3 separate regions of the Homo sapiens genome follow, and all the other regions are linked to region 2. The links are chromatin contacts, found by Hi-C in ENCODE. All regions are on one chromosome and are shown on one strand. Each heading gives the region's core, a stretch centred on a gene start or an enhancer-like site at or near the end of the contact. The rest is flanking DNA. Distances are from core to core; before and after follow the strand shown. Region 1 holds the start of RELL1 (RELT like 1). Region 2 overlaps APBB2 (amyloid beta precursor protein binding family B member 2). Region 3 holds the start of TBC1D1 (TBC1 domain family member 1).

Region 1 (2,739 bases), core at 168-2,667, 3.3 Mb after region 2:
TGTAATAATAGTCCAGCAGACTGCGTGGAGGACTCGGTGAGAGAATAAATAGTCCTCTGAAAACTAGAGGTTATCAGTCACCTCAAGGATGAGACCCATCCTGTGAAAACCCACAGCCTCCATGCACCCCCTCTTCTTGCTGGTGTTGAGTATTTGCTCAAGTCCTGCCCTAATTTCCTTCAAGCAAATGCTTGATGGCCCAGTAACAACAGTCTCTACAGGGCAGTAAAAAGGAACTATTCAGAGAGAGCCTCTGAGTCCTATTAATGCTTGTGAAGATGATTCAACTTCAGAAAACACTTCTGACCTCTTAGCGTGTGCTGTCTGTCCTCCATCCAGGCGCTGAGGGCACAGCAGCGAGCAAACACAATGACAATGAGATAATTACAATTTATCATGGTGGCCCAGACATCGTGGGTTTACTCCCTGGCCTCTAATAGTCACCTCGCAGAGCTGATGTGAGGATGTGAGGAGATAATAAGCGTCTGGGCATTGAAAGACCTACTTTGCGGGAGTATGCGCAAGGTGCAATACAAGCACACGATTAAAAAAAAAAGGCAAGTTGTTCCTGAAAATGCATAGAGGTATTTTCCCCAATAGGAGCAGCTTAAATGCAAACAAACAGAGGAAGAAATTTAAGTTATCTTTTCTGCTAATTTCCAAACAACAGAACGTGACATCCAGCACAGCATCACTCCCTAGATCTGCAACCGAGGGGAATGCTAGTGGATAGACATGCCAACAGCGAAAAAAGCCTGTGCTCACTCCAGTGCTGGCCGCTTCTGACTGTCCAGTGCTTCTCGGGGCGCGCTCCCTCTTTCTCTTCCCACGCCCGCCTAGTCCCAGCGACCGAGGGAGGTTGCACCCGGGCGACCCTCCCCCCGCCCCGGGCTCCCGCGTAATCCCGGCCCGGCTTGGAAAGGAAGCGGGCCTGGCAAGTAGAGGCACGGCCGGGCCACGGTGGGCAGGGCGCAAGGGCGGGGCTATAGCCTAACTGCGCCGCCAAGGCTGCTGCTGGGTTTGGAAAGGAAGCGGGAGAGGAGGGGTCGGGCTGAGCTGTGGGTGGGGAAAAGGGCGGGGCCATGGATGGGCCACGTGCCTTCTTAGGTGGAGTCCGGGGCTCGGTAGGGAGAGGCGGGGCCAAGCTGAGGTGGGTGGAGAAAGAGGGCGTGTCCATGGCCTAGCTACGCCGCTGAGGCTGCTGCGGGGTTTGGAAAGGAAGCGGGAATGGCAGGGAGAGGCGGGATCAGGCTGAGGTGGGCGGGGAGTCGGGGGCGGAGCCATGAGTGGACCTCGTGCCGGCTTAGGTGGAGCCCGGGGCGCGCGGGGAGAGGCGGGACCGAGCCGAGGTGGGTGTGGCGTGGGGCGGGGCAATGGCGGGGCGGGGTTCGCCGCTCCCTGGGGCCCAGCCCAGCCACTCGATCAGCCCGCCGGCTCCGGAGCGGCTCTGCCTTCCCGAGCGCGGGACGCGGCGCCCTGGGGGAGGAGGGCGAAGCGACGCGGCGATGGCTCCGCGGGCACTCCCGGGGTCCGCCGTCCTAGCCGCTGCTGTCTTCGTGGGAGGCGCCGTGAGTTCGCCGCTGGTGGCTCCGGGTGAGTGTCCGGTCGTAGCCGGGGCGCCGGGTGCTGAGCCCGGTCCCGGGAGCGCGGAAGGAAGCGAGGGGTCGGGACGGCAGCCCCGCGGCGTCCTGCTTTCTGGCACAGCCGCGGGATCCCGGCACTGAACAACTGGCTGTCCCGCGGCGGTCCGGGCAGGGCGCGGTGCGTGGCAACGGCTCCCGTCCCTCCCCTCCCGCGGGCCCCGCTCCCGCCTTCCCTCCCTGGGGCCTCCTCCGAGGATCTGTGTTCCCCAGCGCTGGGCAGTGCGGGGCGTAGGGACCAGGCCTTCTTCGGGGGCGCTTCCTCCACGGCCGCTCGCCTCGGAACCCCGCGGACCCGTTTCCCGCCGCCCTTGTCCTCAAAGGCGCCGCGAGCGGAAGATCGTGACACAGAGCACCGGGTGCGCTGTCGGCGCCTCCTTCTCCCTTTTAAATACCTTAAAATATCCTAAAACCTGGAGGACTTTGAATCTCTTTCCACGTTTCCATTTATTTGGGTGGTTGATGGATTCTTGTAACAGGTCAAGGAGTCCACATTTCTTCCCATATATCCTGTATAAATCAGGCTCGGAAAAAGGGAAGGCGCGTTGGTAAACTTACATTTTTTTCTTCTTTTTGTTGATTCCTGTCGTCACGAAAGGAACCTTGTGTGGTCAGGGCAGGAAGCCACCAACAGAGATGCTAAAGTGTCACCAACGATGAAGCAGTTTTTAATTGAAATCAATCTTAAGAGGAGGTGTAAGTTTTATGGAAGTCCTATGTCACATCCTTGCTTTTATAATTACAGACACTAGGGATTCCTTACCACCGCTTCCCCTCTTAATTGCCACCTAACAGCTGCAGTTAAAAAAAAAACATACTTACTTGGCCATTTGGGGTTACTACAGCTGGGAATCTGACGTCAGCAAGCTCTTCCAAGCTTGATTTCAGCGGTGGTTCCTCCTCAGGCCCAAATAATAAGCAACTGGAAGCCTTTCAACAGTGACTGTCTCCTCCATAAACATCCATAAACTCTTCCTCCTGAGAACATTTCAGTCGCTTACAACTTTTACACTGACTTAGCAGTTTGGCCTTCACTTTTTCATAGAAACCAGAGCAGGTTGGAAGGGAAGGAGATGGATAATATTGTCTCCTGAGTCTT
Region 2 (2,701 bases), core at 127-2,626:
CACTGCAAGCTCCACCTCCCAGGTTCACGCCATTCTCCTTCCTCAGCCTCCCGAGTAGCTGGGACTACAGGCGCCCGCTACCGTGCCCGGCTAATTTTTTGTAATTTTTAGTAGAGACGGGGCTTCACCATTCACAGGATGGTCTTGATCTTCTGACCTTGTGATCTGCCTGCCTTGGCCTCCCAAAGTGCTGGGATTACAGGTGTGAGCTACCGCGCCCAGCCTCTCCTAGGTGTTTCTTTAAATGTAGATACCTGGGCCCTACCTGTGCCTTACAGACTCAGACGCAGGTAGTGGGTCTCAGGAACCTGCATTTTAACTTCCTCCTCTATGCATCATTTGAGAAGCATGGCTCAGATTCTGACACAGGAACTGCTTTAGTTAGGGCCTTCTGTTGTGTTTGAAGTGCTGTGTTCCTATTATAATGGATACTGATCTGGCTAACATTTAACAAGAATCACAGCCTTAATGAAAAACGTGGAAAACATTTATTTTCTTTTAAAAAATAATATTTTCTTTTGTTTTTGATAGAATCAAGTAGAAGTGGCCAGGCATGATGGCTTATGCTGTAATCCCAGCACTTTGGGAGGTTGAGGCAGGAGGATTGCTTGAGGCCAGGAGTTTGAGACCAGCCTGGGCAACATAATGAGACTTCATCTCTATAAAAAATAAACAAAAAATTAGCTGGGTATGATGGCACGTGCCTGTAGTCCCAGCTACTCAGGAAGCTGAGGTGGGAGGATCTCCTTGAGCCCCGGAGGTCAAGGCTGCAGTGAGCCAAGATCACACCACTGCACTTCAGCCTGGGAGACAAAGGGTAACCCTGTCTCAAAAAACATTTTTGTTAAAAAAAAAAAAAAAAAAAAAAAAGAGAGAAGAGTTCTTAATTGCTCCTGTGCTCCAGAAATTAAACTACTGGAAATCTCTTCTCTTGTTCTTGTCCCTAAAATGGAATTTGTGCCATAAGCTTTACTGCACTATGAACACTGAATATTTAAATCCCAGCTGTGCTATTACTAAATGGATGATTGTGGCTGAGTCACTTAACACCATACGTTTCCTCCTCTGTCAAATAGGGTTAATAATAGTCTCTGCCTTGTGGGGTGGTTGTGATGATTAACTGAAACAAGACATGTGGGGCACAGAACGTAGTGATTGCCATGTAGTAAGGGCTCAGCAAAAATTGGATTTTATAAATATTCTGGTATGGAAAATTAATTCTCCCACTGAAGGAAAAGCACAGAGAGAGAGTAAAAGAGGGACTACGATTGTGTACACAAACAGAAAATAACTTCAGATAAGCAGCAGAGTAGACTAGAACAAGTAGGCAGGAAGACAGTGTTTCACAACGTAGAGATCCTGCACATGGCAGGCCGGCCTATCTCCATCCGGCCCTGTGGTTTGGCTTGTTCGTCATTGCCCATGAGCCTCGGTCTTACTTGAAGGGGTGAGGAAGGTGATGGGTCCTGAGGGTGGTGCAGCTCCCTGGCCTGGACATCGGGGGTCGGTCTTCTGCTCGTGATACTCCTGCTCGCTGGCTTCATACTTCCCGCGTTACTTCCAGGGGTTACCAGCGTTTCCATCCAGTCATTTCACACACCTCATTGAACAATTTTCCAAGTGTTGGTTTGCTCTCTTCCTTACTACATATTAATGAGGTGTCCAAGACTGCTGTTCAGCACGTATCTAAAATGTTGTTTAACTACATCAGAAGGTAAATCTATAGCTGCTGAAGCGAACTAAAAAGCTGTGTCAATCTGGTGCAGTGGCTCACACCTGTAATCCCAGTGCTTTGGGAGGCTGAGGTGGGAGGATAGTTTGAGGCTAGGAGTTTGAGACCAGCATGGGCAACATAGAAAGACCCCCCCCCATCTCTACCAAAAATAAATAAATAAATAAAATTAGCTAAGTGTAGTGCCGTGCACCTTTAGTACCAGCTACTCGGGAGGCTGAGGCAGAGGATGTCACTTGGGCCCAGGTGGTCAAGGCTATAATTATGCCACTGGCTTCCAGCTTGTGCAACAGAGTGAGACCCTGTCTCTTAAAAACAAGCAACAAACAAAAAAGGCAGCTGCATTGATAATCAGTCAGGTAAAGCATCGTCATTTTCACTTTCAAAAAGTTGTTCTGAGTATTAAGTGTTAGCAAAGATGCTTTTCTCTCTGTAGTATTTTTAGCCTTAACAGTTTTCACTCTTAATTTCAGTGTGAGTGTGGTGTGTGTGGTGTCTGTGCGTGAGTGTGAGAGAGAGAGATGGGGAGGAGGAGGGAGAGTGAGAGCAGTGTTCTGATTGTAGAACACCCTCACAGGTAGAATTGTTATAACTTTCTAATTGCAGACCACTCTCATAGAAGATTCTTAAGGAAACCTCAGCCCACCTTCTGAAGGGATGAGACGAGTAGCATCTTCAAGTGAAATGCCCTCTGGGGTCTGAAGGTTCTAAAAAAAATCCTAGAAAACCAAGGAAGATGGTGAATTATGGAAGAACTACCCAGATGATTTTCAAAGCTGTAAATTAACAAGTGTGTCTGTTTTAGGAGGAGGGGGTGAAAAGTCTAGGGTGTGTGTGTGTGTTTTTCTTTCTTCTTTTCTCTGTTCACTTGCCAAAAACAAACAAAAATGACCTCACTTCAGACACAGGGATAAAAGCAGGAGGAAATTGCTATAGTTAGAACACTATAGGTTTTTTTTCCCCCTGTAC
Region 3 (2,751 bases), core at 13-2,512, 3.1 Mb after region 2:
CTCCTGGGCTCAAGTGATCCTCCTGCCTCAGCCTCCCAAGTAGCTGGGACTACAGGTGGGTGCCACCACCCCTAGCTCATTGAAAAAGTTTAGAAGTTTGAACTTGTACAGATAGCTGAGTTTCTTGGGTGTGACCTATTTAAACCAGGTCATTTTTAAATGCTCTTTCAAAGTCTGATTTTATTAATAAATGAAATCATCCCATCATAAGGGAAACAATGAGAAATCTATGAAGGGAAAACATATCCATTAATATGAGGCACCCTGAAAATTAAACTGTTTGGTGGAAGGAACAACCATCACTTTCAATTTCTTTTTAAAGCAACTTCCAGAGAATAAGCTATGTTAAGTAAAATCAAAACAGGAAAAGCCACATCTAGGTGGATTTCAAACGAAATGATACCTCTCTGAAAAAAAAGCAAAAACAAAACCTTAATGCCTGGTGAAGTTTGAGGGGGGTCTCATAATCACAGAGCCATCAGGAAGCGGCTAGAAACAATGAAGCAGGGTTTCAAAATGACTGGTACAGGATGTACCCATAGAAAGAAATGTTGCGCGCACTGGTGGAGCTGCCAAAGTTACTACTGCAAAGTACCCTGAACTTTTAAAGCGTGGCTTGGGGTCACTCTGACCACACTCTTTCCAATCTGGTCGCCTTGCAAACACGCTAGGATAATTGGCGGGAGGGGGGAGGGGAGAGATGCGCGGACCAGTGAGCTGGCGGGGGTTGGGGGAGAAGCCGGCGGAGCTCTCGGGTCGCTAGCAACATTAAGGTTTCGCTTTCGTCCAAGGGCGGCGGGGGTGGGGGGGTAAGGGGGGCAACGAGATGGCAATGAACTTCCTCCCCCGAGAGACCCTGGCCTCGCGTCCGTGGGCGGCCAGATGCCTTCCCCTCCGCGGCCAGGCGGGGCAGGGGCGTGCTGCGGGAGGGGGCGGCCGCGACGCCCCGAGAGGAGCCAGCAGGGTGGCCAGGACGAAGCCCCAGGAAGCGCCTTACCTGTGCCGCGGCGCGCTCAGAGCCCGGGGCCGGGCCGGGACGCGCAGGTGCTTGGGGGCATCCTGGGGACGGCCTGGGCGGGCGGGGAGTCCATCGCACCCGGCTGGCTGCGCTCTTCCCGCCGCGGGGGGACGGGGAGGGGGCTCCCCTCGGCTCGGCGCCCGCCTCTTCTCCACCCAGCTGAGGACACAGCAGGTCCCGCGGCGGCGGCAGCAACAGGCACCGGCGGACGGTGGCGGCACCAGGAGCAGCAGCCGAAGAGGAGGAGGAGGAGGAGGAGGAAGAAGAGGAGGAGAAGGAGGAGGTGTCTGCGCGCGGCTCTGGTTTCCTCCTCCCAGCCTGGGCGAGCGCGCTGGAGGCGAGGGGAAGACAGGAGCCGGGATCTCCCCACTCGGTCCCCGGGGAGCTGGGAGGGGGACTCGGTGTCCTCCTCCTCCCCACTGCGCCGTGTGACTGTGCCTGGGCAGCACGGCCCGGACGGGCGAGTCACACGCGAGCAACAGCTGCTGCACTGCGGGTCCGCCGCGGCCTCCCTCCCCTCCTTGCCACCCCCCGCCCCCAAGCCCGCGGGCCATCCTCAGCCAGTGTCTGTGGGGGGAATAGGGGGGAAGTACTCGGGCCGCCGCCCCATCCAGACCCCTGCGCAGGATCTGGGCACAGCGTTTCCCTGGGGAGCCGGGGGCGCGGGGCCCCGCGCGTGATGCAGGCCCTCGTGGCGGGATGTACAGTCGCACACCCTGTCCTTGGCGGCCTATTTATAGCAGGTGGCACTGCCCGCCGCTTGCTCGGCCTGAGTGGCTCTCAGCAGGTGGCACTGCCTGCCCGCTCTCCGCGCTCCCGAAGGCGCCTCGCCTCATCTGCACCCTCCTCTTCTCCCTCCGAAACAGACGTGGTGGAAACTGCACACAACATGGGGGGCGGGGGCCGGGGGCGACCAAGCCACCTTGCTCTCCCCCGCCTTACCCCTTCTCCCCGTCCTTGGAGGATGGCAAGAGGTGAACTGAGGCACGGATGCCCTATGGGGCGCTGGCATGCGAGGCAGGAAAATCAGGGACTCTGGGAAACAACGAAGGCGAAGTGCCCTCCCGGGATTAAACACCAGGAAACTCCATTTCTAACCAATTGCGGGAGTGACGCAGAGCCTGGATTAGGCGCTTTTTCCTGCCCCGCGAGCCCGGCACACGCGCAGGAACACACACCACACGCACACGCACACCCCAGTGTGCATGCCCCGATCAGGTCTGGGGACATTCCCAGCGGTGATGTAGAGTGCAAGGAAAGACGCGGAGATGTGAAAAGCGGGACAGAGCTCGCTCCCTAAGACTAGGGGATGGCAGTGTGCAAAAAACAGGCGAAGCTCCCAGATCCCTATCCCACCAGGCACAGAGGCGCAACGTCACTCGCAGGGTGGGGAGAGGGATCTGAGAAAAGTAAGAAGCATCACATCCTCTCCAGAGAAGAGTCCGCAGGGAGGGGAGAGCCGGGTGCTCGGAGGAGGCAGTTCCAGACCCCCAGGTGGCATCTTTCTGGATTTTTTTACTTAATGTAGCTGGGGGTGGACTTTAGGGAAGTGGCTGAGCGTTTGAGCTGTACGGTTGGACTTGAATCCAAATCCCAGCAGGTGTGGTTTAGGCAAGGTGCTGGACCTCTGGTCTTCATTGTCTTACCTGCTAAATGGGACCAATACACACCTTACAGGATCTTTGTGAGGACAAAGCAGGAAAGTGTAAGTAAAGTGGCCAGTGCAGTGACAC

The links. Hi-C counts contacts between places; a loop is a spot of excess contacts on that map. Pooled maps may share reads with other maps.
Region 1: a loop to region 2 is called in a map with no recorded cell type, with 15 times the contacts of the local background. The contact joins the promoter of RELL1 here to the enhancer-like site in region 2. A Hi-C loop is called at or near these places in 3 of 37 single-sample maps with no recorded cell type and 4 of 50 pooled maps.
Region 3: a pooled map shows a loop between it and region 2 (8-fold over the local background). The contact joins the promoter of TBC1D1 here to the enhancer-like site in region 2. A Hi-C loop is called at or near these places in 2 of 37 single-sample maps with no recorded cell type and 3 of 50 pooled maps.

What each region holds. Positions count from the first base shown.
Region 1 is chr4:37,685,054-37,687,792 of GRCh38, reverse strand. It overlaps RELL1 (RELT like 1), which reads left to right and starts at 1,417. Exons shown (of 7, transcript NM_001085400.2): 1 at 1,417-1,593. The coding sequence starts at 1,506. RefSeq lists silencers at 719-1,028, 1,209-1,878.
Region 2 is chr4:40,991,531-40,994,231 of GRCh38, reverse strand. All of the region lies in intron 6 of APBB2 (amyloid beta precursor protein binding family B member 2), which reads left to right. Among named protein-coding and RNA genes, the nearest start is that of APBB2, 220 kb to the left of the region's middle. Within about 2 kb of position 1,376, at least 9 of the 41 ENCODE cell types and tissues checked have a DNase peak (open chromatin) inside an H3K27ac peak, as active enhancers do.
Region 3 is chr4:37,889,595-37,892,345 of GRCh38, reverse strand. It overlaps TBC1D1 (TBC1 domain family member 1), which reads right to left and starts at 1,262. Exons shown (of 22, transcript NM_001396959.1): 1 at 998-1,262. RefSeq lists silencers at 734-1,233, 1,554-1,743.